2 separate regions of the Mus musculus genome follow, and region 2 is linked to region 1. A link is a loop called in an ENCODE intact Hi-C map of the cell type or tissue named here. Cell type or tissue: heart. All regions are shown on one strand. Each heading gives the region's core, and the rest is flanking DNA. Links, peaks and the distances in the headings are about the cores only. Region 1 overlaps Fyn (Fyn proto-oncogene). Region 2 overlaps Fyn (Fyn proto-oncogene).

Region 1 (15,689 bases), core at 4,676-12,675:
GTGTTAGAGCAGCCAGGAAACCTGCATGCTCACAGCCTCCTTTCTCTTCCATCAGGAGCTTGGATAATGGGCTGTGTGCAATGTAAGGATAAAGAAGCAGCGAAACTGACAGAGGAGAGGGACGGCAGCCTGAACCAGAGCTCTGGGTACCGCTATGGCACAGACCCCACCCCTCAGCACTACCCCAGCTTCGGCGTGACCTCCATCCCGAACTACAACAACTTCCACGCAGCTGGGGGCCAGGGACTCACCGTCTTTGGGGGTGTGAACTCCTCCTCTCACACTGGGACCCTACGCACGAGAGGAGGGACAGGTAAGCCATTGTCAATCAGGATGGGTGAGGGCACAGCTGTGCTCTTTCACAGTCATTGCTGTGTGTGGATGGGGTGGGTGCAAGCATGCCACAGGTGTGTGGTAATCGGAGAACAACTGGAACTGGCTCCCTCATCTCACGTGGTTCCAGGGATCATCAAGAGTGGGTTACCCTCTGAGCATCTGACCAGCCCTTTGGTTATGCTCCTAATTATCTTGGCAAATACACACACAGACACACACACACACACACACACACACACACACACATACATATACATATACATGCTTCAGTTGACTCATTTTAACAGAGAAGTTTTGGTCAACTTTAGGCCCAAGTTGACTATCCAAGAACCAAATGCCTGGCTTCTCAGGAGCAGGAGACCTCTTGTCACTGCTCTGAGAATTCAGCACCAGTTAGTGCTGCTAACTGCACTGCAGTGTCCACTGTGGCCTGTCAGCCAAGGGCTCCCAGTCCTGCCTACCCTGAATAGGGCCAGCTCTGGGGGTACCCAAGCACTCCAGTGTGATGTACCCTTCCTGACTTACGGGGTAGTTTCTGTCCCTCTTCCCACTCTTCGGCCTGCCTGGCCAGTGTGGGTGGTTGTCAGCATGTTCCTCATTTCCGTCTGCTTGTCAGTATTCCAGCCTGGACAGCCCTCGAGTTTTCATTCATCTCTATATTCTATTGTTACATTCTCTGTGTGGGTTGTTTTGCTTTGTGTGACTTTTGAGACAGGCTGCCATTTTGTAGCCCAGGCTGTCCTCAGACTGTTAATAATCCCTCTGCCTTAGTGAGCGTTGGGAGTACAGCCATGAAATATCACACCGGCTGTGTGAGTTTCAAGCTGAGCTCTGTGTGCCAAAACCATTTCATATTCTCTCTCGTCCCTTCCTCCCCCAGGGCTCCTTCTGTTTCCCACCACAGGGCTGGGTTTCACCCGCACATCTATTTGCTGACTTAGCTAGTGCTCTATAACGTATCTGCCATACATCCTCACACACATTCCCTACAGTCTTTGTAAGCTGCCTCGTGTATTTGTAGTCTTCCAAATACTGTCCCAGAGTGTGAACCATGGTAACCAGATATTTTGCATTATTTGTTCCAAAATTGTTTATTACAAAAGTTTAAAAGAATGTAGCGTCTCTTGGCTCATCTGGGGGCAGATGCCTCGTGTCTGCTCTGACAACCTATCATGGCTTTTTACCCGGAGAGCTGACGCTGCCGAGGCTAGGGCTCTTTCTCTGTGGACAGCTTATGCAGTGGAGTTGGAAGAGGGTCCTGACCGGCCTTTGGACACGTGTCTCTTCCAGCACTGCACTGTCGATGTCTACCCTGTAGAACAAACCCTATGCTCACCCCTGTGCTGTAATGACACCAGCTTACCCTCAAATCCAGCCTTGTATGAGGCCCTAACCAAACCTCCATGGCCTGTACCTGCCCCCCACCTCAGGTGCCTGGAAAGGAAACAGACAAACAGTCTAGGGCCCTCTGTCCTTAGAAAATACAGAAGAAGAAGGAAAGCCAAATGAATACTCAACACACATGCACCTCCACTGTGAGAGGTGTTTGTTGAGATTTTTATGTTTGCTGACTCTTAATTAAGCAAACAGAAGCATCAACCCTGTTCATTCATTCATGAAGGCTGGATGTGAATCCCAAGTGAACATGTCTCATTCATTAAGGTCACCAGCATGGGCTCCTTGGATAGACTTAATGGAAGAGGCCATCTGACTCCTTATATTATTTGAAGTGTACACCGCAGTACCCTGGGGCTGGAGAGGTGCCCTGGCTTAGGGGTTAAGAGCCCTTACTGCTCTGACAGATGACCCAGGTTCTCTTCCCAGAACCTCCATCAATGGCTAATAACCACTGGCAACTCCAGTTCAGAGGAAGCCAGTGTCCTCTTCTGGCCCCTACAGGCTCTGGCCCACATATGGTGCACATAGGCAAAAGCACATATGTTTAAAGATATATTTTCAAGAGGCAGAGCCTGGGATATGGGCGGGCGTTCCATCTTTGGGGAGGGGGAGTGGTTGCATTGTGTGTCCTGGGCTTTCTGGATGCCTTGCTGTCAGACCCCTAAGGTCGTGAGCAGTCTTCATTGCTTCCTCCTCCATCCCCAGGGCATAAAACCCCCCAGTGATGGAGAAAGAGTGCAGGAAGGGCTGTTTTCCACGAGTGAAGATGGCTTGGATCTGCTCTTATAAAAGAAGAGACATCTGTGAATGAAGTACGGAATCAGAGTAGGCATGGCCGTAGAGGCTCCCACAGTGTGTTCTAAGCCAGACTCCCCTAATCTCAGAGAAACCTTAAGAAAGGAAGACTGAAGGAGCCCAGCTCCCCGGTCAGGACATGCACCTGAGACAGATGAAAGGCAGGTCCTCCCTGGAAAGGATGATCCCCACAGCAGTGTGGCCTTGGGAGAGGGGAAGCCAGGTGGTGATAAGCCATCACACTGGGAAATGTGCCGAAATTAAAACAAGAAGCCAAATTACAGAGAAATTCAAAGCTCCCATTAGGTATCACATCCTGTGTAACAACCACAAAATTAACAGCTTAAACAGCACATACATTTATGATCTATATCTATTACCTGCGTTCTGTGGGTCTGAATCTGGAAGGGAGAGCCCGGTTAGAGGCTGTAGGCATGAGTGGCAGAATCAGGTCCCTGGCCAGGGTTAGCCAGTCTGTCATCATGCTGGCGTGACACCCTCCTTAAGGTAGTGTGGAAGTAGAGAAGTCACCTTCTTCTGAAACATGTGTCACACTGGGGACATCTGTCCCCTTTGTACACTGTGTTAAGTAAATCAAGTTGTTATGTTCCTAAGGAAGAGTGTGCTGAACAAGGGCATGAGAACCAGGCAGGAGTCACTGTGCTCTGTCTACTGCATGGGGCAAGCCCTAGACTGAGTGGAATGCTGGGCTGATTTTTGCTGTTGGAACTTCTGGGATGTGGGACAGTCCATGGGAGTCGGCAGGTGAGAGAACCTAAGATGGACGTGAGGATGAGGGAGTAGCCAGAGTGAGAGAAGTAAATGCAAGGCAGAGGAAGAACCAAGGGGGCAGGAAGTAGCAACAGCAAGACCCCGGAACTGACAACCATGACCACAGCTGCGGGTGGGGGCCAAGGGCACTGCATCTCCCACCTGGGGTGAGCATTGCAGAGACGACTCGATGTCCCCGAGCCACAGAACAAGTCTCTTCCATTCACTGCTACCTTGTGCTAGGGATGGAAGAGTGATCCATTTACCCAGACCTTAGCTCAACCTTCAGGGAAACACGTGGGGGATAAAGTAGGCCAGTACTTGCCACAGATTGATGTCAGTCAGAGCCTTGTCTCTTACTCAGTGCTCATCCAGAGTCAACGTCCGTCAGCTCTAGGGTTTTGTCATAAAGCCTCCTCTATACAGACCACATTATAAAGCCAGCCATGTGACTATGACCATATTAATTACAATGCCTCAATATGTTTATTAATGCTAAGTGTAGATTTTTAAGGATGAGACTTTAACAAAAATGTGATTTCTTAGTATCAATTCCCTGTGTAATAGTCTCCGCTCTTTTTTTTGGCAGGAGTGACACTGTTTGTGGCGCTTTATGACTATGAAGCACGGACGGAAGATGACCTGAGTTTTCACAAAGGAGAAAAATTTCAAATATTGAACAGCTCGTAAGTTTGGGGTGGAGCACACATGCTCTTTGGTTTGGGGGAAAGGTTCTCACAGCAAATGCATGTGCTATCTGAAAGTAAGGAAAGAATGCCTTCTGCACTCACTAGCTCATGGCATTCGAGCCTGAGCGAACTGAGGACAAAGTGCAATACTACATGGTACTAAGTGCTAAAGAGGGCACCAGAGTCCTTTTAGAGCCTACTTCTTAAGTGTGCACGCGAGAGAGCAAGCTTCTGTGTGTGTGTGTGTGTGTGTTGCAAGGTCAGAGGAAGCAATCGGGTGTCCACCTCCGTCACTTTGAGGCAGCGTCTCTCCTTGATCCTGGAGCACCTAGGTTTCAGCTCGGCTGGCAGCCAGCAAGCTTAGCAGTGGCCTCCCCCCCTCCCCCGCCCCACACCCCCCTCGGCCAGCACTGCAGTTACAGGCTTGTGAGAGACACGCTGCTGGGATGCAGACTTGTGAGCGAGCACTCTTAACCACTGAGCATCTCTCTAGCATCTCTCTAACCCCAGGGTCCGTGCGTTTGCATCTCAGTAAAGAACATAAAGCAGCCGTGCCCATCCCCGGGAAAAGCCGCATTCTCAGATGACTGGCGCACGGCTTGGGTGCCAGCCACGTGCTCTCTGCTCTGAGCTGCTCTCCATTATTCAGGTGTGGGCATTGTCAGAGGCCTCGCCCTTCAGGCCAGCAACCAGATCCCCCCATCTTCACAACTGTGAAGCCTGTTGAGGTGGTTTCCTGAGGGAAAATATGGGAGTGTCTGTGCTCTTAAGAAGAAAGCAGAGGCCTTTCACCGACTTGAGAATGTGACCACCAGGAACAACTGTCACCAGGGAGCAGGCAAACTTAGGGTAAAGGTTAACACCCTTTTCAAGCCCCACAGTTAGCACCTGTGGAGGAAAAGCAGTTGTGCCTCTGCTTTCTGTCAGTGCCAGAGCATCACCTCCCTCAGCATGCATAGATGAGAGAACGGAAGGAAAATCCACTCCCAAGGAGATGGTACTGTCGTGCCTCAGCACCTCAAGTGTGTTGATGAGTGCTCCCCACTCATGGGCAAAGACTGCCACCTGGGACGAGGCACCTGGGGTGAGGTGGGGTGGGCGCTGCTCTTGCTAAGAAGTCTGATTGCGATTTCTCTGGCTGAATTTCAAGGCAGTTGAATGGCTTGAAGCTTGGCCCTTCTGCCCCCCCCCCAAAAAAAAAGAGGAACCTAGGGGTTGAGGTAAGAGGTAACACATACTGGAAAGAGGAGGGTGTGGCAATGGAGAACCCCCTGTAACCTCAAGAGTGTCTCCATGGGAGGCCTGCCCTTCTCCAGGGTGCCCCTGGCTCTCAGCACTGCACGGAGAACATTTTCAACAGCAAGACCCCATGCCTCCAGACACACTAGTAACTCTTCTAAATGCCAGCAGGCACTGTCTGCATAAAGCAGGAGGCTTAAAATTAGGAGCAGTTGTCAACACCAGAAGAGAGGTGGCTGTGTTTTGGTGTTTTAATTTATTGAAATGCATGGCAAAGGTGTGTATAACCACGCCTGGTGCTGGTTGGGCAGCAGTGTATATGCTGACTTACTGTTTCGTAACCTCACATTTAAAAATACAAAAAGTGATACATTGATGTTACATGTATTTTACCACAAATTTCAAGGACAGAATTTACTGTATTCTCACATACTAAGCATGTCCGTGCAGCCAGAATTACCTCCCCCTCCACCCCCAGAGAGCTCCTGCAGGCACAGGGGTTTTTAAAATAGTAAATGGCTGCCATTTATTGAAAGTGCCGTATGCACTGACCATGTCATTGCTGTCGCTGATCCTTCACAACAGCTGTCTGAAGTATGTGCCGTGACATCTGAGAGCACGGGTTAGGGAGCTGCCCAGTGCACCGTCCTGGCAGGTGGCAAAGCCCAGGGTGAGATGTGGGGCTGAGAATTCAGAGTGTGGTGTCAGGTGTGACCTGGGAAAAGCCCAGATGCTGCCATCAAAGGCAGCTGGAGTGTCTTAAGTGACGGTGGGAATGGAGGGAGGTGGCTGCAGCGTTGGAGAGAGGGGCGTTTGCCTTTGATCTCTTCCCGTTTATGATTGCTTATTGTTAGTTTGAGTCTCAGATGAGCGCTGCTTGTCAGAGTCTATTGACTGGGTTTTGTGTAAAGCTCCCCAGTGGGTACAATGTCCTTTAACTGACAAGGTCACTAGAAGTTTGAAACTCTGTAGGCCCTAGGAAGTAAGAAGTAGAGGGGTAGAAAAAGGCACATACAATTCTGGGCACCTGTGCACACTCCCGACATAGGCCTGTTTTGAGGTTGCAGCCATGGCCCAGTTAGTCACTGGCAAAGTCAAGTCCCTGTCATTGTCCTTTGTTATGGAGGAGTCTACACAGTCAACATGGAGGAGTCTACACAGTCAATAAAGCGGATTTTAGAGGAATGTTTAGGGGATGCAGCCTATCTCACTGTGCATTTTATTTGACTGCATAGCTTTTAACGGTTGCAGAGTTCTCTGGTCCTCTGACCCTGTTCTCCTAGAAGAGAACATTGCTAAGGGACTTTTCCTTTAAGGATAAAATTCTTTGTCCTACATGGTATTTAAGTGCCCCTTTTCACGGTTATGGAAAAGAAAAGTAAGGTTTGTACAGCAAAACGATATCCTGGAGTCAAGGGTAATAACAGGGAAGGGAATACAGAGCAAAAGACAGAGCAGATGGTGTGAAGGCCTCCCTCCCTCCCTCCACCACCACCAGCCCTGACAGGAGAGGAATGGGGCTCTGTCCTCCCCGGGGCAGCTGCCCCCCCATGTGTTCCTTCTGACTACCCCTCCCATCAGGACGTGCTCAGAAGGCTCCTCCCAGTGCACACAGGGTTGGAGGGGTCCTCGCTGACCCGTTGGGAGTTCTCAGTAGTAAAAGGCTTGCGTTCACAGCACTGTAAGTTCACCTTCTCTCCCCACCCCCGTTCTCACACTTTGTAACTGGTGATTTACCCACCTTGAAACAGCATGTCCTTAAAATGCAGTGGGTGTTTTACATAGGTGCAATCATGGCCTGACCCAGGACCTACTGAAAGCTAGTTTCTGTCATAATCAGGAAAAAAAAAAATTGGTTTGATTTTTTTTTTTTTTTTAATAAGTTTGGTGGTTTGGTTTGGTGTTCAAAACAGGGTTTCTCTGTGTAGTCTTGGCTGACCTGGAACTCACTCTGTAGACAAGGCTTGTGTCCAACCCAGAGGTCCTCCTGTCTCTGCCTCCCCAGTGCTTGAGATTAAAGGCATGTGCCACCACCACCCAGCTGGGGAAAAAAAAAGTTTGTATTACCCAGACATGTGATAAAAGTAGTTTCAAGAGTCTTATCTTTGAGTAAGAAGTACAGCTGTGGAATGCAGGAAGAATCCAGTATCCCTGGCTGGCCAGACAGCTCAAGGCTGGCTGCTCTTGGCAAAGCCACTTCCTGCCTCCATCTGATCTCCAAAGTATCTGGACTTCCAGCACCTGAAGCCGCAGCCCTGTGAGGGACTTGAGGATTAAAGACGGGATGGAAGAACAGAGTCTGTTACAAAAACTTAGAAGCCATTCTCAACCAGTGTCGGATTAAATCACGGGTTTGGGTCAGACAATAAGACAGTATCTTACCAGGTACGAGTGAATTAAAAAGCTGAACTGTAAGAACAGTTTAAAGAACTGCAGCTTTATAGGCTGGAGAGACAGCTCAGCAGCTCAGGCCAGGGAACCTACTACAGTTCCCAGCAGCTCAGGCCTGGGAATCTAGTCCAGACCCCAGCAGTCAGTCCTAGGAACCTTGTCTAGTCCGCAGAAAGCTGAGTGTGGCAGGCAGCACTACTTGTAACCCATTCCTGGGAAAGCAGACAGACAGGAGGAGTCACTGCTCACCCAGTCTCGCTAAATGAGCTAGCTGCAGGTTCAGTGAGAGTGAGAGTCCCTTTCTCAAAAACAAAGAAGAGAATAACTGAGAAAGATGCCCATGTAGTCCTCTGGCCTCTGTAGACATGCAAACACACTGGCAAGAATACCTGAACAGCATGCATCACACACACACACACACACACACACACACACACACACACACACACACACACACACACACACACAGGCACAGATTTTCAAATGCTGATTAACTACAGTAGCTCAAGTCAAGAATAAGGGTCCTGGGCTGGAGAGACGGCTCAACCGTTAAAGGCTAGGCTCACAACCAAAAATATAAGTGTAAGGGTCCTGTTAGAGATCCCGCTCCAAACCAACACTGTGTGCAGGACTGTGGAGGTGAATGGGTGCTGCCAGTGAATTAAATAGTTTTTGCTTGTTTATTTACCTAACAGCTTGTAGTAGATATTTTGAGTCTAGGACCAGTGAGAATAGAGTGTGAGAAAAATGCCACAAGATGTGACATTTGCCTTATAATGTGTGACTGTTTGTCATTTGTGTGTCACTCTTGTGAGGGGGAAAAATGGCCCAGAAACGTTAAGTCCAGAGTGGTGCTATCTTTCTTCTGAACAACTGTTACATTCTAATGTGTGTAAACTTATTTAGATGGCTACACCAAAACAAGACAGCTGATACTAACTTAAATTGGAAATTGCCTCATTAGTGAGTCAATTCATGATTACTCAGTCACCTGAGTAAGACTGGGCTTGTCCCCGATTGCAGCAAGATCCCCCAACATCCTGACATCACCTGAAATTGGTGCTCGCTCTTTTTCACTTTGATTTAACTAGAAGTAACTTGATGAAGGTTAGCATGCGTTAGGAGACAAGCCTGGGCTGCCAGCTCTTCATTCTTCTTCACTGTCTGGAGCGGTTCCCAGGCTGGGAGCAGTGAAGGTTGGTTGCTGTGAAGAGCCAGTGGGTGATCTTTATGTTTTTCAATGATGAAATGTCTCCATCTAGTGGAATTTCAGAGCAGTAAACACTCACTATTAAAATGAAGGTAAAGCCTTTTTCTTAAACACATGGTGGTCAGTATAACTTCCAATATGCATTTAGATGCTAGACTTACAACTACATATATTTCTGTGGGGCTAGAAATGGGAACAGTGCTGACTTAAAATGTTAACTTGGTTTTCTCCTTGGGGGTGGGGATGGGCTCCTGGCCTTGTGTGCACTAGGCAGGCACGCGGCCACAAAGCATCTACGTCATGAGATGTACAAGGCAGAGGCACACATGCACACATGCACGAATGGTAGCTAAGAGAGATGTTCACTTGACAAAGGACATGGCTCTCCTTGGGGGAGTTTTGTCTATGTAAATTCTTTGATGTGTATAAATATTTCAAATAAGAATATGGACACAATGTGATTATAATTAAACAGTTTTCTGGGTAAGAGAACTACAGTATCACTCTCATGGTTGATCTGTTAGTTTAATAAGGTTAAAAAGGAAAGATGCTAGGAGTTTCTTTGTTTGTTTGTTGTCTCACTATGTAGCCCTGACTGTCCTGGATCCCACTTTGTAGACCAGGCTGGCTTTGAACTCATTGAGATTCACCTGGCTCTATTTCCAAGTGCTTGGACTAAATGTGTGCTCTAACACCCCTAACCAAGAAATAGGTTTTATAATCCCTCAAAATTAGAGAGATAGCTCAGGAGTTAAGAGTGTGCTGCCAGCACCCACATCAATAAGCTCATAACCATCTGTAGCTCCAGCAGGATAGAGGTCTCTGGTATCCAAGGGCACCTCCACTCCTCTGCACATTACTGCATAGAGAGGCACACATGCCTACACATAATTTTTTAATATAATTTTTTAAAACTTATATTAGCACTTTGGGTGTGTGTGTGTGTATGTGTGTGTTTTCTACTGTTATTTATCTCATAGCCACACCCACTTGGATGAGTTCCCATTTTATTCTTTTATTCTGTGACTTTCTAAAGCCCCACCAGATGTCACTGGTCCTTGGTACCCCTGCTCAGAAGTTTTTTCTGTAGGGAACCTGAAGGAGGGAGGACTCTGGCTTAACAGGAGGCCAGGGTGTCTACCTAATGTTGACCTGGGGAAGGTCTTCCCAGCCCAAAATCAGTACGTTTTCTTCCCTGACTGAGCATCAACAGAGCCCAGCCAAAGACAATTTTAAAAAAAAGAAAAAGAAAAGAAAGGCCTGAGGTTTCTCTTGTTACCTTCACAGACTAAAAAAAGAAGAAAAGGAGGTGATGTGTCTGTAATGGTCAGAGGCTGAGGCGCCTAATATGGTGACCGGCAGGCCTGTTTCCCTGGCCCTCATAGATAGAGAGGCTTTCATTTGGTGCAAGTCACAGCTAAACTCCACGCACATGATCATTGGCCCACCCACTGTTAATGGGAGGAAGCTCACATGCCATAAACCTTCATGAATCCAAGCGTATGGATAATAGTTCTATATATAGTGACTGTAAACTGAGAGTCGGAAGTGCCCTTCCTGATTCACACTCTGAGAATTTTGCTGCAGTGGCTCAGAGATCTCTTCTGCCCTCCAGCTACACAACTGCCTGGCCTCCATCTGAATCTGGGGGTGGGGGTGGGGGGAGCTATGAATGTTTAATAGAGTAACATCCTGTTGAGAGTGTCTGAGGAAATCCTGTTATGTGGTGTTCTTATACTACCTGCAGAAGGTCATGTCTTCTTCCTACTTCGTCAAGAGCAAGCTTGATAGGTCCACTAAGCATACATCCAACCCTCACTGGGCCTCCTACTGCTTCTCCAAAGTAAACTGAGGCTGGTGTGTGTACTCCACACACACACACACACACACACACACACACACACCCCTCATTCAAGATTGCCTCCTACCCAGAAAGATGCTCCTCCCCGAGCCCTAAGTGGGAAAGTTTCCGTTTCAGGATCTCCTGATGATGCCCTTGAACTCCTCAACCTCCTACTGGGATTTCCACCCTTAGCTTATGTGGGGCCGGGTATTGAACCTAGAGCCTCGTGCACGTAAGAAAAGCACTCTGACTTCAGCGCGTGGTGCTTTGGATTTCTTAGGGCCCGTGTTGAAAGTTTGCAGAAGGGGGCACAAGGCTACAGAAAAGGCATAGGGTCGGCCTGCAGAATTCCCAGCTGGATGGTGCGTTCAATTCATGTCCCTTCTTTTCCTTTGCAGGGAAGGAGACTGGTGGGAAGCCCGCTCCTTGACAACCGGGGAAACTGGTTACATTCCCAGCAATTACGTGGCTCCAGTTGACTCCATCCAGGCAGAAGAGTATGTTGTTGTTGTTGTTGTTGTCTGTCTAAATATCTGCTTTTAATTGTCACATAAAATGCCAGTGACACAGCACAGGAGCGAGAAGACCTTTCCCAGTGGTTAAGGGTTGAGAGGCTACAGTCCTGCTGTGCTGTCGAGTCTGCGCAGTACACTGTTATTCACTTCGTGGTTTCCTTTGAGCCCGTCCGTTTTCTGATTGAGAAGCTCTATGTGAGTACCCTAGATGAAAACCCAGTAACTTGCTCCAGATGAAAAACCAATGTGGGGAAACCACAGCTGCAGTGTGTGTTACTGAGAGCCCACCGTGCGCCTGCAGTCTGCTCCCTGAGCACTTGGGAGGCAGATAATTATGAGAGATTAAGCCCACACACACACACAGGAGTCCTCTGCTTGATAATCAGAAATACTGAGCCTTCTGAAAAGACATAGCTTTTTGTTCCCCAGGCAGAAGAGCAACTTGGAAACTACTGCAGTTGTGGGCTTCGAGGGATATTTTCCTTGGACTGAGGTCTCGGTTGGTGTTGTGGCTGGTCGACCTTGACCAGCAGTTATTTGGCCCCACCCTCCCACTGGAGGGAGGCAGTTTTGGAAAGTGGTAGGAGTCTGGGGCTCTCAAAGGATGGCTGACTGGTCATTGTTCATTCTCTTTCCAGAGAAACCTGTAGGAACTCTTAGGAAATGGGGAGGGAGGTTGATGTCCCAAGCTCAGGAACATGGATGGCCTCTACCCCACCTACAGGGACAGACCTCACCAGAAAGAGAAAGGAGTCACTGTCGGTTGCTCACGGCCTGCAGCCTGCTGTGGATTTGCGGAGGCACAGCACAGAGGAGTAGACCTTCACCCTAGCCTAATCCTCATGCGTCCATCATTCTTCTTTAAGTCTTTTGTACTCCTACACTTCGATCTGTTTCTGCTTCTCCAGCACTGTGTTTTGAGCTGTTTTACCCCCTTCGTTACTAGTGTGTTTCATTATCAGAAAATAGGAAATATGTGTATTTGTATTGAATTTTTAGGACAGATTGGTAAATATCTCCTGTGTCTTTTCGGAATTTAAAACTTAACTACAAAGTAACATTCCTTTGATTTAACTGAGAATCCACTTGGGGGTGCATATTTAAGTCATATTTATAATGATAAGGTTTTTTTTTAATATTTTGGGCTTTTTAGAGTATAAGTTAGCTTTTTAAAATACAGCCTGTGGTTTTTACACGTGCAATTAATCGGTATTTTGCACAAGCAGCGTGTGGTTAAGTGTAACCTCTTGTTCTGCAGGCCTTCCTCTCACCAGTTTTACACAGCATTTTAATTGAGTTACTGATACAAACCAAAAAAAGACATTTCTCACATAGCTGGTGTCGTATCCTTTACAGCAGCTATTGCTACGCTGGGATTGTGGAGAGTTTGGGTACTTCTCAAGTCACTGAAGGTGACGCTCCTTCGGTGAAATTCTTTGACTCACAGAAGGATCTGATGGTGAACTTCCTAGCTACATTCAGGCATGGTGAATTGAAGCTTCATTTTTAAAACCATTTGCTTTCATAGATGAATACTGTGATGGTTTGGTCCTGAAAGCTGCTCCTACTCACAGATTCTGGTGGAATGTTCCAGAACTCTCCCTTGGGCTCTTGGCATACTTATCCTCTCATATACAATCCAGTGCTGAAATGTGAACGGATTGCCGGGCGTTGGTTAGGACTCAGCAGCTCAAGTGGAGAGACAAAAGACGCATTCCGGTCCTGAGGAGGCCTGTGAGGCTTCCTGCCACGGCACAAGTGTGCTGTCAGTGCTGTTGCAAGGGAATGTTAAAATGTCTGCACCACCGACTCATTTTTATGGACATGCCCATTAACCGTGCACAGCTTTCTCTCAGATGTGCAGTAAGCAATCCCTGCAGCTGTGTCAGAGAAGCGCAACTGCAGGGCACAGGCCAGGTACTTGGTAAACGCTCCTCACGAATGCTGGACAGGGAGAGAAAATCAAACCAGGCTTCCAAGAACAGCAGCCATCTCAGATCAGGGGTAGAGCTGAGTTCCCGTCTTCAGAATTCCTGTAGGTAGAGACTAAGTAGAAGTGTTATCTGTCTTCCTTCTTTATCCATCCTGAGTGGGCTCCTTTAAAAAAAAAATCATGCTTGATTGATGATCCTTATACTAGAGCTGAGTCTTGGTATTTCCCAGGAGTTGTAATTATGCTCAGAAATCAAGGGTCGTACAGCTGAGCTATGGAATCGTCCCCTGCAGTTGGCATTTCAAACAAGGTGGTGGGTTTCTCTCTGTGCGTGCAGGTGGCATTTCACACACACATCCCTGTCGTCCTGGAGGGAAGGAACACAATCCATGATTCAAGATTTTTTTTTTTTTAAGAATGGAAGAGATGCAGAGTGGATAGAATCAGGAAAGATTGAAAAAGGACTGAATGAAGCTAGAAAAAACTAGTTTGGGGCAGTGGAAGCAACATTAGAGGCGAAGGAATTTGTGGAGGAAAAGCTAGCTACATTGCTCAGTCACAAGTGTATTTATTTTCTTGCCTGTGTCTCCCTTGAAGGTGGTACTTTGGAAAACTTGGCCGCAAAGATGCTGAGAGACAGCTCCTGTCCTTTGGAAACCCAAGAGGTACCTTTCTTATCCGCGAGAGCGAAACCACCAAAGGTAAGCTAAGGAGAGGGCAAAACTGATGTGCTGTTCAGATCTGAAGGTCTTTGGGATCGGAAGGCGTGGCTCTTGCCTGGTCCGGGGCCTTCTAGCCTGAGCCTCCTGCTGCTCTCCAGCTCCCCTGAAGACGCTGGAACTGCATTTAGCTCCCAGAGATGATCGGGCTCAGAGGGAGGCGCCTCCAGAAACAGAGGCCAGGCTTCCGCCTCAGCTCAGACTCCGTCCTGTTCTCCTGTTCGAGTGAAGGGCGGGAACTTGGTTTTTCTTACCTTTTTGATTTGGGGTGTGTGTGTGTGTGTGTGTGTGTGTGTGTGTATTTTCAAGACAGTGTTTCTCTGTGTAGCCCTAACTGTCTTAGAACTCACACTGTAGACCAGGCTGGCCTTGAACTCAGAGATCCACCTGCCTCTGCCTCCCAAGTGCTAAAATCAAAGGTCTGCCTGCCCTACCACCACCCAGTTTAAATTTGTTTTTCTTTCCTTCCACTCTGTTTTGTTAGTGGAGGACTCCTTCCTCTTCCCTCTGTTTAATAACTCACTTCAGCAGGCAGAGGGGCAGAGAACCATGCTGCCACACACTGGTGACCTGTCCCTGTGCAGATTGCCAAGCAGAGCTTTGGAGCTTCCTGCTAGGGGATAGACTTCCATTTCTTTTGTTCCCACCCTCTGTTCCTCCCGCACCCCTGCCTCCCATCAACCACCTCTGTCCCCACCCCTGCCTCTCCACCAACCACCTCTGTCCCTACCCCTGCCTCTCCACCAACCACCTCTGCCCCCACCATCCCTGCCTCACACACACACACACACACACCCACAGCCCCACCACACACACACACACACATATGCCATCCCTGTCTCCCAGCCCCTCACTATCCCTGCCTCTCAGCTAGGCCACAGGAAATGAAAGCAGGAGGCAAGCTCACCTGGAGTCTGCTCTTCATCTATCCCAGTGGGATTTGGTCTGTGCAATATTAGACAACACAAGAAACTGAAAGGAAACTTTGAGAAAAACCAGAAGTTTTTAGTTCCAAGAGCAAAGTCAACTGTATTGCTAACATCTCTGAACACTGGCAGGATAGCAAAAGTTGTCTTTGTCCTGTTACAGAGTGGAGATATATCTGTCTCTTTCGTATGTGTGTGTGTGTGTGTGTGTGTGTGTGCGCGTGCGCATATGGTTTGTAATAATTATTAATCAGAATAGTCACATAAATGAGGCCTGCAGAGCAGACTGGGGCTCCGATGATTGGTGTGGCTAATGCTTGCACGTTTACCAGGTGCCTACTCACTTTCCATCCGTGATTGGGATGATATGAAAGGGGACCACGTCAAACATTATAAAATCCGCAAGCTTGACAATGGTGGATACTATATCACAACGCGGGCCCAGTTTGAAACACTTCAGCAACTGGTACAGCATTACTCAGGTAACCCCAGTGCCGTCACCGTCACCGTCACCGTCACCGGTTAGAAACTGGAGGCTGTGAGGGAGGAGGAGGAGATACGGGACAGAGTCACTAGGTAGAGCTGTCCTCTGCCCGCCCACCCCCACAGTCAGACAGACAGATGGAGTCCGGGGTTCTGTTGCTCTTCTGCCCCAGATAGGATTTTCCTCCTGTGTTTTCCAGAAGTTCCCCCCAGTAGAAGGCAGTAGTTTAAATCTTGAAAGCTGTATTTGTATATTAATTTTCATAATAAAAATCCTTGCACGTTCTTTACCTTTGCCTTCATTGCCATGCAGAACTGTGAGAGGAAAGGAGGAAAGGAGCTGTCCCTAGGCAGGCTCAGACGGCCCCCAGGGAGCCTCACTTGATCCTTCACCGCAGCAGAGGGAAGCACATTCTTGCACTCTGTAGAAGAAAATCTGTG
Region 2 (15,689 bases), core at 3,704-11,703, 73 kb before region 1:
GGATGTAGTGGGTGAGGAAGACCAGCAGGCTGGACTCCAAACTCATTGCTGTGTTCACCTGAGCATCCACGGCCAGCACTGACTGGATGGTTGCCAATGTCATGAAACACAACCAGGAGGAGGGGGCTCCAGGGTCTCATTACCTGTGGAACTATCTAAACATTACAGTTCCCAGTCATTACTGTACACAAAGAATCTGAACTTGTGAAAACGGGTACTTTGTAACTAGCAAATATCCTTAGCTTCTACAAAAAATAGAGCACCAGGCGTTAAAGTGGCCTGCGCTGCCAGGGCCTGCATTTGCCCACTTGTGTGCCCACAGTCAGTGAGAGGAATCAGGTCACTGTGTCCCCCTCTACCACGTCCTGCCCAGCCTTTCCCCCCCACCTTGCCTGTAGCAGGGAATTCATTGATTCAGGTGTTCCCACTGATTAGAAAATGAACTTCAGTTTGGGAGATGAACAGGAGCTAGCTGGGAGGTAGAGGCAGGCAGATGTCTTCAGTTGAAGGCCAGCCTGGTCTACATAGTGAACTCCAGGCCAACCAAGGCTACATAGACAGAGTCCCTGTCTGGAAAAAAACAAACAATAAATGTTCCTTGAAAAACAAAACATTCCTTAGAGGTGGAAGAAAAGCTGTGAGTCTCGTTCAGAGATTTCTAAAGTGCTGGTCACAATTGCACCAGTTCCCTGGCTGCCTGGACACACCGAGCTTTGCCCTTAGAATGTGAATGTACTTTCCCCACAACTCTGAGGTCCCTTTCTTTTGTCTGGATAGGGAAGTGGGTATTTCTGGGGTTGTTAATCAGAATATGTGGAAGAAAAGGTCTGTGAACTGTCCCTTTAATCACCCAGCCTCATCTCCAGCTTCATTTCTTAAAGAGTAAACCTAAAATTTCCAGGGCAGGAGACAGCGTTGCCTATCTGTGTGCATGCAGAATCCGTCAAGCCCCGCAGAGGTGAAAACAAGCCCACGGAACTCTGTGCTTACTGCTCACCACAGCACTTCCAACTGGGTCAGAATTATCCTGGTTTTACAAATGAGGCAGCTGGAACCACAGACACGAAGCCAGCCTTTCTGGAGCCACACGGCCAGGCTGGGTCAGAGCCTCATGAGGATTGCTGCCGAGCTCTGCCTTCTGCTGCGTCCTGCTGAGGTCAGGTGCAGAGGGCCAGTGTCAGCCCTGTGGCTCATTTGTTCCCAGAGACCTAGTTTGATCTCTGGTACCTGCCTCACTAGTGCCTGAGCAGGTCTGCCACTCTGTGTGTGTTAAATGGATTATGATTATTCGTCTCATCCTGTTGATGTCCTTGGTCATTGTTGAATCTATTTGGAAACCTCTTTGTTAGAGCTGGCTCAGCAGGCAAAGGCACTTGAGCCACTTCTGGCAACCTGAGTTTGATCCCCAGAGCCCACATGGCAAACTCAAGAACTGACTTCCACAGTTGTCTTCCAACCCACAAGTTGTCTTCTGATCTATACACAAACACACCACGGCACACACATACCACCAAACAGATAGACTACACATACAATGTGTAAATTAATTTTTAAAAATGTAAATAACAGTTTTAGTATTTGACACCTAGGGTGGTGTTGCAGAGGCCTCTATTTGATGACCAAGTTCCTCAGCAAGTTTCGGGTGTTAAAAGATGGAGGCAGAGCTTCTCGTTGATGTAAGCTTATATAGTAACATTTTAAAATGTTCTTGATTTTAAAGTTTTCAGTGTAGGCAGGGTGGTGAGCTATAAAGAAGGTAAAGAAGCTGTTTCTTAGTCACACCAGTATCAAGGTAAGAGTGTTACAATATCAAGGTAACAGTGTTCCAGTGTAGTTATTTCTGTGTGCATGCTTTCATCTTGCTTCTTCCACTTAACATTATAATTTTGTAATGTGGTTAAAGAACTATGATCTTTTCAGTTATGTAAACAGCCGTTCACTACACTCTTACTATGTAGTTAAATATTCTCATAGTTAACGTTGTAAGTAGCATTGTTGTAAAGGCTCTGGCACCAAAGTATTTGTCTCTCTGGTTATTTATTGTTGCAAGAATAGGCTTGAATTAAGTAAAAATATAAACTTTTGATACATAAAAAGATTCTAAATGGGGCTGGAGAGGTGGCTCAGAGGTTAAGAGCACTGGCTACTCTTCCAGAGGTCCTGAGTTCAATTCCCAGCATCCACCTGGTGGCTCATACCATCTATAATGAGATTTGGTGCCCTCTTTTGGCCTGCAGGCATACATGCAGGCAGAACTTTGTGTACATAATAAATAAACCTTTTTAAAAAAGATTCTAAATAAAAACTTAAAAGAAAAACATTTAATTCTTCATAAAGTAAAACTACAGTGAGGAAGTATTCTGTGAGAGACATTTACCTGACACAGGTAGGTCCTAGGATGGATTCTTGGTGCCACAGAAATTAATTTACCAGAAAGTTCTTACCTTCTTCTAATTTATATAACTAATGCAATTTCATTGGCCCATATCCTCAACACACATGAATTTTCCTGTGTGATTATTACTTACATGGTAAAATCCTGTTTCTAAGGAGTTTTTCTTACCCGTGTGATCTGTGATGGCCCATGATGCCAAGATTTCTGCTTTGTTTGCTTTTGTGTCCCTAGCCCTGTGACCAAGATCTGACACAGAGTAGCCACTTGTAGTATGCTGGATGTATGAGTCTGCAGCGTATTTCCTCCCCTTCTTCCTTCCCTCTCCCCCTCTGTTCTCCCTCCTTTCCTCTCTTCCTTTCCTCCTTCCCTACCTCCTCCTCCCTTCCTCCTCTCCCCTCCCCTTCCTCCCTCCTCTGTCCCCATCAGTAGAGACACCTAGACAGGCAATTATGTCCTTACATTAGGAATCATGCAGACAATTTGAAGGAGAGTTGATAATTAGTGGTCAAGAGCTTAGGGCAGTTGCCAGATAGATGAGGGTCTGCAGCTCTTGGCAGCTTTGTAGTATAATCTTGAGCAACTTAATTAATTTCTTCCTGATTCCACCATTCACCTGCAAATCAGAGCTAGAACCCATGCACTGTATAGGGTAGGGCGACCCCCAGCACAGAACCTGGCAGATAATAAATACTCAGTAAATATTCTTAGCAACAACAACCTCTCCTGAAACTTGAGCTATGACCTGTGACTCAGTGACATGGAAATTAAGTCATGATGAGAAGTTGTGTGAGCTTTGAAGCAGATACAGCTGGCTTATTCTCCCTGTCCTTCAGTGTCATTTTCAACCGAGGCCATGAACTGTGACTTGTCAGGTAGGATTGCTGGGAGGCCACGTTTCAAAGTGCCTCAGATGTTCATTATGGCCTCCAGGTAGGCCCAGTGATAGCATCCCTTTGGTGGTGGCTTTGTTTTCATGAATGTGTGCATGTATGTATGTATGTGCGGGTGTATGTACATCTCTTCCTCCAGCAAGCTGTTCTGTAGTTTTAACTTTTTTGGTGGCACACAGAACTTGGTAATAGTTTTCTGTGATGTGTCTGTCAAATACATGTGTGACTGATAACCATTTTTCTCAGAGTGGTTCTGTGTACTCTTGCTTTTTAGAGTTACTTACCAGTACAGCAGACTGGGTAGCATCAGCAAGAGAAATTTACTTCCTCACACTTCTGGGAGCTGGAAGGGTTTGCTTCTGTAAGCTTCTCTCTTTGGCTGCAGATGTCTGTCTTTGACCTTTGTCAGGACATCACCTTCCCAGCAGGGTTCCTCTTCTGGTGACCTCATTTTAACTTCATTTCCTCTTTAAAGATCCCATCGTCAAACATCCATGGTCCTGTGGAATACACCACGGGGAAGGGGGGGGTAATATAAATACAGGGTTGGGGCACAGTTCAGTCTGTGACAATGTCCTTGAATGTTTATCTTTTATTTAATTAAAGAAATGGTAGACATGACTTGAATTTCCTGACCTGTGTCCAGTAGGTTGGATGGCGGCTCTCCAGGGATGTGCCTTATACCTGGATGGGGGAATCACACCTGCTCTAGGATTTGCTTTTGACTTGTTGCAGGGGACCTTAATAGGGTGGGATAGCCTTCTGCAAACCCAGCAATTACTTTAGCTCAGGGCTTGCACAGGTTTTCTGTAAAGGCCATACTATAAATATTTCCATCTCTGTGGGCCATATGGACTCCACTCAGACAATTCTGTTGTTATTTGACACAGCCCCAGACAAATCAAGCAAATGGAGTGGCAGTGTGCCCATACATTTTCATTATTTGAAATTCCAACCATTAAACAATGTCAACGCCCTTTCTTAATTCCACAGACCATACACAACCAGGTCAGATCTTTCCACAGCTGTAGCTATGACTTGCTGGCCCTGTGACAGAACTTTCAGCTCTTAATAGAACTGACCTGGGTAGTTTCTTCTATCTGTATAAATTCTGAACTGATTAGCATATTTGATTTCTGTCATATATCTCCACTTTCAGAATTCATGATGAGGAATTATTTGAGAAGCATATGTCATTTTAGAGAATTCCAGTGAGGGACTAGAGGGTTAAAGGACCTGCAGTATCATCCTCTGCCAGTTGGTGGAATTGTGGGTAGGGTTAGCATCAGAAAGCTTGGGCAAGAGCAACAGGACTTGACTGTGAGAAGTATTCCTCTTTGGAGAGCTCATGTTTAGAGAAACAGTGACTAAAGGTTCACAGCTCTCCACAGTGTGGATGTGGAGAGTAGAGTGAGCAACCATGGGACCAGGCTCCCTGGCCTTTCTCTCAAGATGAAGGTTAGCTGAGTGAGGTTTCTTCCTCAGGAACCCCACGACCCCCAGTCTGTACATACCTCTCAAAGCATAGTATGTGAGGCTGTGGGATAGAGCCATCGTGTGTGTGTCTCTCACGGCCTGTGCAGGTGGCCTTCATTCTTAGGGTGCTGTCCTAATTATAAAATGAGCCTCTCTTCCAGAGGGTCCTAGAAATAAACTGCCCGAAAAGGTCAATCTGGCTAGCGTTCTACACACCAGGGCTCCTTGAGACTGTTGTATTGAATGTGTGTGTGTGTGTGTGTGTGTGTGTGTGTGTGTGTGTGTGTGTGATGAAAACAGCTAATTCTGACCAGAAGACTAAGAACAGGTTATTCCCAAAACCTACGTCCACAACTCCCTCCCTCTGAAGCTGGCTGCTCTGAGGTCAGCCAGTAACTGCTTGCTGCTAACTCTCAGGATGTGAACATGTGCCTGTGTGAACACTCGAAGCACCTGGAAATTCAGAGGCCTGGGTGGAGTTCTAAGAGCCATTTCAGTACCAGAGACCACGCCTTGGAAATAGTCACCTATACACACGCTGCTATGAGAAAGGAATGGGCTGGTCTCATACAGTGATGCTGGAAGGACATCTTGAGTGTTTTCTGTGTAACTTAGGCCAAAAATGCCCTCTTTCAAGATTTGTCCTTCTAGGATAGTGTAGGCTGTAAATCCAAGGTTCCAGAAAATATTTTTGATGTGCATGAAGTTTGCCTTGAATAGCCAAATTTTACTTAAAATTATCAATTAAGATAAAATTAAAATAGCTGTGTTACTGTACTGAAACTGTCTGCTGTGCACCATCTGAACATGCAGTATGAAATGTCTGCACCTTGATAATCATCTTAAGTGAATAAAACCCCTAATTTAATGAAATGCCACTTTGAAGCTTTTAGCACTATAAATCTTTGAATTATCTTATCTTGTTTAAATTAATTTGCAGTGTTGCTTAGCTTTCAGCACTTAGGAAAGTTCTGTTTTTGTTTCTGATTTCCTTGGGATAATGCCAGGAGTACTAGTTTTTTTTTTTTTTAATGGAAGTTTAGCATTCTTGCATAAAAAATGCAAAAGTCATTAAGCACATTGAGGAGGAATTTTTCAGGAGAGCTCACCTGTTAGCAGCAGCCAGGTGGAAAAGGAATGAACTCAAATACTGGAAACTCCTAGGCCCCTGTGGTCTTCAGCAGAGAACGCCCACCAAGTGCAGTTAGGAATGGTGTTCTTAAATAATAAAGGTTGGGCTTTATCTATCAGAACACTTCCATGAATAGCACAAGTCCTTGGTGTTTTTTTTTTTTGTTTGTTTTTTTGTTTTGTTTTTTTTTTTTTTTTTTGTTTTTCGAGACAGGGTTTCTCTGTGTAGCCCTGGCTGTCCTGGAACTCACTTTGTAGACCAGGCTGGCCTCGAACTCAGAAATCCGCCTGCCTCTGCCTCCCAAGTGCTGGGATTAAAGGCGTGCGCCACCACGCCCGGCTACCCATGCCCTTGTTAAAGCTGGAGATCATCCATTCCCGCGGCCGTATGACCCACGTTGTATGTCAGAACTCATTCAGCTGTACCACAGAAGGACTTTTACGTTGTCCCCAGTGTGAAACTATTGCTAGTGCCCTCAGTGGGCAAGCAAATGCAGTATTCTGCAGGACGTATGTACTCCTGGGGGTCAAAGTCCTGAGATGTGTCTGTTCACTCTCTGAGCATGCGCACCTGCAGTGAACAAGAAGACTGCCTGTGAACAAACACTATTTCCTCACCGGCCTTTCCTTGTGCCTGTCCTGGTTACATCAGCCGGTCTGAGCAGGGCCTGTTGCTGTCGTGATCTTAATTTGCTTTCCTTTTATGGTTAAACTAAAATATTTGAAGTGTGTTGGCTGTTTCCCATGTTTTCCTTCTCAACTCTTTGCCCGTTTCCTTGGGTTTTCTTCAGCGATGTGTAGACTTAGCTGTCAGATAGCTGCACTATTACTACCTCTTCCTCGTCTTCTGATTCTGATGATGTCATTTCATAAAGGGATTCTTAATTTCACTATAATTCAAATTATGATATTTTCCTTTTTGCCCAGTATGTTTTTTGTGTGTTCTGGTTTAAAACTTTGCCTGTTGAAAAATGTGAAGGTGTTGTTTTCTGAAACCCCTTTTTTTGATTTTTTTTCTTAATTCTGCCATTCATCTAGAACTAATTTTCTTTTTCTTTTAGAGACTTAATTATTTATTTTAGGTATATGAGTACACTGTCACTGTCTTCACACACACCAGGAGAGGGCATCAGATCCTATTACAGATAGTTGTAAGCCACCATGTGGTTGCTGGGAATTGAACTCAGGACCTCTTTAGAGCAGTCAGGGCTCTTAACTGCTGAGCCATCTCTCTAGCCCCTAGAACTAATTTTCATACAGTCTTCTTCAAGATACTGATGTTATGTGTACTCCCTTCCTGGGACTGTTGTAACAGGGACAACCAGACCTATGGCCTGAGCAACAGAAATGGATCCTCTCAGACATGTCCTCTGGAGGCCAGAGCCAGCGCTCAGGCTTGGCAGGGAGAGTCCTCTGCTGGCTGCTGGGGACAGGCAGTTCTTGGTTTCCAGCTGCATTGCTCTGGTCCTTGTCTTTCTTCCTTAGCACGTGATCATCTTCTCTGGGGTCTCCTTGTGTCTCTTCTTGTTTTAGGTAAAATAAATAAATAAATAAATCCCGCTGGCTCCAGCTCTCACTGTTACTCTACGTAACTTCGTCTCTATATCTACAAGGGAGGTGTAGATGTAATTTCCAATTAAGGCCACTTTGTGAAGTCCTTGTAGGTCAGGACTTCAGCATATCTTTTGGGAAGGTACAATTCAACTTAATTCCTTCGGTGAACTCGGAACTATGTGCTGACATTCAGTCATGCCTACATTGACTCGGTGTCTGTCTGTCTTGGACTGTTGTGTTCTATTGGTCTGGCTCTCCTGTACCATGGTTTTTATAGAGAATATCCATATCTGATAAAGCCTTGTTTGCTTTTTCAGACTTTTTCTTGCTTTTTGTCCTTTACATTTCCTGATAATTTCTATTTACTGATTACTTTCGGGGGGGGGCACTAGTTATCTTTTTATTTAAAATTAAAGATTGAATTTGTGAGAGAATTGATGTCTACAAGTCCATGTACCACAGTCCTTCAGTCCGGGGTTGAGCAGCGAGCTCCTGAGCCACAGAGCCATCTCCTGGTGCTGGGAATGGGCTGTCTTTTGATGGAGGTTTGTTAACAGCACAAGGGAGAGAAGGGCATTTTCTTCTTTGTATTCAGTCATTAAGGATTTTCTCCAAGTTTACTAAGCTTAACTGCACTTAAATCAGTCTCCCTGACTCCAGACCAGAGCTGGGCAAATAAAATGAACACCAGAGAAATCCTGTTTTATGGGAGGTGTGTTGGTTTAAAACACTGTGTCCTCAGGGGTGGTAAAAACAGGTTCTGGATAAATTTGACAAGATGTTGGCTCATCAGTGCTGTAACTAAGAACCTTAACCTGGGCTCTGAGATTCAAGGCTAAGACTTGGGTACTGGCTCAAGGAGGAAGCAGAGCCCTAATTGTCAGTGCCCTTAGCACGCTGGGCCTGGCAGATGGGATCTAAAGAAACCTGGCCTGCTGCACTTCTGCCTCATAATGACAAGTTAGTATAAGCCTTAGAAGTGTACGTGTGAGCATGGGTGTGCATTTATGAGTGCCTATACATACAAGTATGTGTGTACATGTTAAGCTGAATGTGTGTGTGTTGTGTGCGCATGTATGTGAGTGTGCATGTTTGTGTGTATTTATGAGTGTGTATGAGTAAATTTGACCATGCGACTCTATATAAAGGTGTGTGTGTGTGTGTGTTAGTGTGTGTGTGTGTGTGTGTACACTGGGTATGTGAGAAACACTCTGGGTTCTGGTACTAAAAACTAATTTTTAAATGCTAAGACACTCTTTAGCAATCTTGTCCATTCTCAAGCTTGATGCAGTCAAGGCCTACATCTCAGGTTTGTGTGATTCACTGTTAACCTGCCTTCTGGGCTAGAAGTAAAATTACACAGAAGTGCATTTCCCCAGCCTTGCCTGGAGCCCTCGGGTTAGACTGGGAGCCGGGGTGGGAGGTGGGCATCACAGCAATGCAGTGTTTCTAATCCAGACTAGATTGCAGGTCCTAGAAACAGCCTTACATAAATGGGCAACTCAGAAACAATTCATGTTTGCTATAAAAAACAGTATTTGCTTTGTTTTCTCACTCTATCTGCTGCCTGAGGTGATTTCACAACTGGGCAGAAAGATAGGATTATGGCACTAATCCTAATGAGTTCATCTTAATGAGTTAGAGGCTCAGAGTCAACCCCACACTAGACAGTCAACTCACTGTTCTAGTGACAATCCCAAATGAGTGGGGTACCCTTGATTTATAGGTTTCATTGTAGTAATAATAAAGATATGAACTTATGTTGGTAATGGTATTGCTGGGACGTTGCTTTGGTGGTGGCAATTGCACCCCCTAGGCTCAGCTACCCATTTGCCTACAGTCCATGCCTCAGTGCCCATGAGCCCCCAATCTAATTTCAGAGCCACAATCTCAGGAATCTACACTTAGCCTCTTAGGAGCCAAGAATGAACTCTTGGCTGGTTCTGGGATGCCTTGCACACAGTGAACCTCTGCCCTGCCCGTGCTTTCCTTGCACACAAGTGAGCCTCTGCAGTGTCTTCCTAGTGCTCAAAATAAAAGGAGCAGCCAGCTTTTGAAGTTTGACTTTGACATTCCCTTAGTCTGTGTTTGGTCAGTACTTCCTTCCTGCTGGCCTAGTACCTCCTATGCTGTTCTCCACTCTGTCTTCCTCATCTTCATCTTCCTCTTCCCCTTCCTCCCCTTCCTCCCCTTCCTCCCCCTCCTCCCTTTGCTGTTTGCTTCTACTCCAGCAAATCATAAAACCACAGCCTTGCTTGAGGCCATATAGCTTTCTGGAGGGAAAGCAGAATTGGCAGGCGGGGCTAGCCCATAGGTCAGTGAGGCCTTCCCAGAGTACCCTGTTAGTCAGCCCCCGACTCCACCCAAAAGGAGGAGGGAAGTCTGCAGTCACTCAGAGTGGGTATGGTTCACTAGCAAACCGTCCTGGCTCTGGCGGTGGGTGAAGCTTTGTTTGTATGGTGCTTGTTCAGTGTGTCAGTGGACCACTCAGAGCTCTCATCTTTGGACCATTTGGCTATAGGTCTTCAGAGAATATTGTGCTGAGGAGGTGGAGTTGGGGCTGAGTTTTAAATCTCTTGTTACTGTGCTCAAAAGATGCCAGCTCTACACATGACAGCAGTAGCCACAGGGGAGTGGAGAAGGCAGGGAAGGGCTCACCACCTCTCTCAGACCTTATTCTTTGCTTGTGTTCAACCTTATAAATAATAGGTACTTGGGTTGGTTTTTTGTTTTGTTTTGTTTTGTTTTTTATTCACTGATTTTGTTTTATCTTGAGACAGGGTCTAGCAATGTGTAGCCCAAGCTGGCATCATCTTGTAATCCTCCTGCCTTAGCCTCCCAGGTTTTGAGATTACAGGTGTGTGTCATCATACCTGGTAGTCATGGACTTTCTAATAGTGTCATTGATTCAACAGTCCGGGATGGACGTGACTCAGTGACCGTGTGGGACAGAGTCTGGTTTCTGGCTGGCAGCTTCGTAACCCCCATTCCTTGTCGGTATTTTTGGAGAGCATTCCACTATATGACAAACTGATCAACCCCTTGCAACGTTCATTGAGACCCAGTCATTTATTCAGCCAGTCAACAAATATTTTTGAGTGCTCACTGCATAGTAGGCTCCCTGGAGAGACTGTTGTGCGTGTGTGCACGAGTGTTGACATAGCAGCCAAAGCGCTGGGTTAGCAGCCTGGCTAAAATGCCCATCTCTGCTGCCCTCTGCTTAGAAGGCCTCTCACAAGCTTCTTAGCCACAGTAAAACATTTCTCACTTTTGAAGTATGGGTCTAGGCTATAAATCCTTCCCAGATGACAGGTTGTAGTTGGGACCTAAGCAGCCTGTGCCCTAAATATTCATATATACAGTAAGGCGGGAGAGAAGCCAGAGACAGGAAGTAGCAGGAGCTCCCGTGAGACACTCTCTTAGTCCCATGCCAGGATCTGCACAAGCACTGGGACACAGCAGTGACCAAGGAGAGGTCCTGCCTTCCAGCTGAAGGTAGCGGATGAGGCGCAAGCCAGAATGGCAGCAGGGCAGCTTGAATTGATGGCACAGGATGCTGCTGGGACTGGGGAAATTGGAAGTAGGGAAGCGGGCAGGGAAGGGAAAGCAGAAAGGGTCTGAGAGGTGGGCAGCTGCGGCAGAAGCTGTGAGGGAGGCAGATAGCAGCGTCTCACTGCCTGACAGAAGACTCGTTCTCAGCAGGCCACCACAACAGACACAGAATCAGGTAAATCCCAGCATAGGCCTCTCCCCAATGGGGCTGACAAGCAAGGAAACACCAGAGTTGTCTGTGGGACACTCCCGACCTCCACAACTATACACAACTCCTACATGGGAATCAAAATGACACTGAAGCCACATGTGGCTCTGTGTAATGGCCAGTCTGCTTGCTTTCCTCAGAAATCTGGGTCTTTACTGAGACCCAGCAACATGTGAAAGGGTATAAATGCCTGCAGAGGATACAGCCCTCAGATCTTTTCCAGACCAGGGAGCCCACCCACCCACCCACCCACCCACCCACCCACCCACCCACCTACCGGATCCCACAAGTAATTGGAGCAGATCCAGAAGCCCCAAGCTCTTCCTTATTTACCCTTCAGTAATTACATACCTTCCCTATTGGAGGCTGGGGCTGAGCAGTTAGTCTCCTATTGTCTTTACAGGAAATGACATCCATGTGACTTCTCAGGAAGGCAACCAGTGGCCACTCTGGTTAAGATAATTTGGGAAGTGCTCAGCATATCCGCTAGCAGATTGAGTCCAGCTGAGTTGGAAGCTTCTGGAAATGCAGACACGAGACGGTCACCGTAACCAGGGCACTGCTGGGTCAGTTCCCTGAACAGAATGAAGCTCTGCAGAGTTGGACTCCTCAGAAAGGGGCGTGACCAGGGCCTTGCCACTCTCTCTCATTTATAACCTTACTCAGGATTGAGAGCTCCTCCACTCACGGAGACCTAAGCAGTGAGGAGTGCATGGGAACTCAGAGGTGCTGGGCTCATCTACACTGAGCTTGCTTCCCTGTGCTCTCCCTAGCTCCAGGACCAGCAGCATGCATCCCCAGGCTACAGCAGCAGAGCTGTGAACGTCCCAGGCATATCACTCACACACACACACACACACACACACACACACACACACACACACAAACACACACACACACACACACACACACACACACACCGGACAAAAGAGATCCTCCCAGAAGAGCAGGAAGCTCCCAGTAAGTAAACTCTTCTGTCTCGTTGGCTTATGTTGACCTGTAAGTTTATTGTTGACTCGGTCACTGGCAAGAGTCTGGGGGTCTCCACCCTGAGTATACACAGAGTATTCACAGCAGTCACCTGGGAAAGCTTGGTTTGACAACTCCTGTGAAAGGTCCTGTCAGTGGGCTAGTGTCCTGCAAAGCCCTAAACCATCCTGATGGCTCCCCTTCAGGGACTGTTGCCCTGCTCTTAAGGCACGGTGGCTGGGGAAGTGTATGCGAGGGCTCCCTTAGGAAGAAGAAATTGAGCATAACCCTGCATTGATGAGAACCATCCCTGTTCATAGTGTGTTCAGATGTCATGCACAGCCTTGGTGTTCCCTAGAAACAGAGAGTACAAAGGGGGCTATGCACTGTTGTGTGGGAGTGCCCACAAAATCAGCATTACTCCTTCACGACTGCACAAAGATGCAGAAGACAAACCACTCTTTGTTATGCGTTAGTTGTTTCTACTGGTAACTAAAAGCATATATCCAAATCCTAATGAGATGGCGATAAATGTGCTGTAGTATAAAAGAGTTATGTGCTAGGTCCAGCGCTCGTTCCTACAGTAGATAAATAGCTCAGCCTTGGGAGTTACTGGAGAGGAAGAACACACTGCCACATGGCCTGAGAGTCACTTGACATGATGTTAGATGTGGAAAATGCTGCCAGTGGTAAATTTCTGCCCAAACAGTTGGTCACTGTGCCCTGGTTACTGATGCTCATTGGAGGAAATCATTAGGCTTTCTTCACTTTGAAAAGGGATAGCTATCCTGTTTTTTGTTTGCTTTTGGCAAAAGATACCCGGTCACCCCTTGACAAAGCTGCTTGGATAAAAAGGATATGGACAAACCCTGTCTACCATGACCCTGATTCATCATAGATGCCGCAGAGCTTGGAATAAAAGATGTAGCCAGATACTAAGTTGACCTACCTGAAGTTGTCACCTCTGGTTTCATATGCAGAGACATCACTCCTGGGGCTAGTTCTTCAGTCGACCTGCCGCAGCACCACAGGGTCAGGTCTGCTTGATTGACAGGAAGTTGGATCTTGGTCTAGTTTCCAAGTGCTGCTAACTGGCCTGGCCAACATGGTTCACCATTCTATACTATGCACGACCCTGGGAGATGGAGAGATTCCTGGCTGCTCTGGACCAGCTAAGGGAGGTTGCTGGACTTGATGCTCTAGAGACGCAGGGGCCATACTTATCACGTATGCCCATGTAGGCATCCAGGGTGTTACTTGTCAGTAAATACTTGAACAGCTGGCCTGTTCCCAGAGCCCTGTCAGTCATCAGCACACATGAAGATCCACTCTCTAAAAAGAAGAGAACATTTTGTTGCCTAACTTCGGTCATTTATAATCTAAATATAGAATGTTGAGATGTCCATCTACACTTTTAGGACCTCATATGCTGCCAAAGAGATGAGCTAATATTAATATTAGCCAAGCTTGTACAATCAGTGTACTTAATCACTGATTGATTCAGATAGTATTGATGACTGCTTCCCTTACTGTGCCGGTGATAGGGGAGGGTATTAGTAAACCAGGAATAAAGAGGTAGAAATAATGTGACTCTCCCAAACTAGGAAGATCAATGAAACAATGGAAGATGATGAGATAACGAGAGTGAGGAGAGGCCTGAATCTGGTACTCTTGGCTGCAAGGACTGGGGCCATGGCTGGAGTTAACGGGTCAGGGCCCCAGTCTAGCAGGCAGGAATCTACTCTCCATTTTCCTTTACTGGGGCATTTCCTTTATTATGTAATAGATTTAGCTCTGTATAGAATAGAATATGAGTAGATTCATAAATGTTTTTATGTTATGTTACAATTAAGGACATCCTAAAATACGACTTCATTTAAGGATTCCTAAAAATGGCATTTACTTTAGATTTTTGCAGAAAATCATTGAACTATCGAAGGAAATCAATCTCAAATTTATCTATCTATTTATTTATTTGAGACACAGTCTCACTATGTAGCTGTTAAATATTTTGATAACTGAATATGGATGCAGTTTCCTCCTTTTAAACTGTGAATTTCACATGTTAATTTGAAGTACTTAAAGATATTATTCTTTAAAAAATTGGTGCACACCTTTAATTCCAGCACTTGGGAGGCAGAGGCAGGCGGACTTCTGAGTTCCAGGACAGCCAGGGCTACACAGAGAAACCCTGTCTTAAAAAAAGAAAAAAAAAATTGAACTAACAGTAACACCAACAAAAATTTCATTTAGAATTCTGAGAAACGCTATAGACTGGCCTAGATAGTCCAGAAGGGCAAAGAGCTCCTGCCTAAGAAAATACCTGGGGCCTTCTACTGTTATGGATGGGATGGGAAGAGCCTGGGAAGGCACTTGTCAAGGCCCCACCTGCTTGAGAACATGCAGAAATAAAGCCTGGACAGGCATGAGCCCAGGCTGACATTATCTCATGCGGAAACGTGTGGGTAACAAGAAGAGTCCCTGAAAAAGGTGTTCGGGGAAAATGCTTTGCAGAGCCAGGAGAGTGAGTGGAGGGGGTGGGAGGGAGGCAGTGAAGGCCGGGCATGGGTTTTCTGTAAGCAAGGCATGACGCAGACCAGATAGAATGTCAGGAGAGAAATCCCAGCCTGGGTACAGCTCAGCAGTAGGTCTGGGGCCTGGTGTGCAGGAGAGGTGAGAAGCCATGTTAGATGGGGCAGTGAGGAGCGAGATGGGCAAAGCTTATGTGTGCTCAGCTCCTAGTAGCTGCTGCTGTTCTCAGCCTCCCCGTGTCCCGTGTGTGACTGAGTTAATACAGTAATGATGACCCTGGAAAGTGCCTAACACAGGTCCTATGTTACAGACAAGAAAATAAGATTTACTGAAGAGGAGAGAGAAAAGTAGCCTTCGACCTCCCAGAACTAGGCAGAAGGAAGAGCTATGATAAAGAGGAGAGGAATTAGCCCAGGGGGAAAGGTGAGGAGTTTAATCTTAGGTATTGTCCATTGTTCTCTTGCTTTCGGTCGCTTTAAAGGATTGGAGATTCTCGGATTTGTAAGCATAGTTTCTCACTGATTCAACTGCTCACAGGTTTGTATTTTTTTCTTATTAGTGTACGCTAAGATAATTCATAAATTGGTTTCATTTTTCTGGGCAAACAAAGCAAAGGAACAGGTGGTGGGGAGTTTGCTGCATGGATGGGTGCCCCAATCGATCGATCGGTAGGTGAAGAGGAACAAAGAGAGCAAGCCCTGGGCACATTGAAACAGATTGTAAATAAGGAGTCTATCTGCATTGTTTTTTCAGAGTCAGTCCGACCGCTGGTTTCGAAGACATGTGGTGTATATAAAGTTTGTGATAGTTGGTGGAAATTTGGGTAAGTGTTGTTCCATTTATTTCTAACACATTTAGTGTAAAATGGTGCCACCGAGAGGTGCCCTGCACTGCCCAGGTATCTTTCAAACCTGCTCTAAACCTCAAATGAACGTTTTTAAGTAAATGTGTCACTAAATTGGTGTTTTCTGACAATATGCCA

The links. A loop is a pair of places that touch in the nucleus more often than their neighbours do. Peaks named below come from ENCODE experiments on the same cell type or tissue, not always from the same donor. Only the 100,000 strongest peaks of a DNase experiment are listed, where the experiment ranks them.
Region 2: it touches region 1 in a loop (2.2-fold over the local background); 2 of 42 quality-filtered maps call a loop at or near these places.

What each region holds. Positions count from the first base shown.
Region 1 is chr10:39,511,684-39,527,372 of GRCm38, forward strand. It overlaps Fyn (Fyn proto-oncogene), which reads left to right. Exons shown (of 14, transcript NM_001122893.1): 4 at 56-313; 5 at 3,890-3,986; 6 at 11,071-11,169; 7 at 13,718-13,821; 8 at 15,098-15,247. The coding sequence starts at 67. Among named protein-coding and RNA genes, the nearest start is that of Gm40627, 71 kb to the right of the region's middle. In heart, for the core only: a CTCF peak has its summit at 8,882 (motif pointing left); a DNase peak (open chromatin) is centred at 8,798; H3K27ac peaks cover 1,482 bases.
Region 2 is chr10:39,439,606-39,455,294 of GRCm38, forward strand. It overlaps Fyn (Fyn proto-oncogene), which reads left to right. Exons shown (of 14, transcript NM_001122893.1): 3 at 15,461-15,530. Among named protein-coding and RNA genes, the nearest start is that of Fyn, 78 kb to the left of the region's middle. In heart, for the core only: CTCF peaks have their summits at 4,527 and 7,306; DNase peaks (open chromatin) are centred at 7,284, 9,846, 10,985 and 11,696; H3K27ac peaks cover 1,437 bases.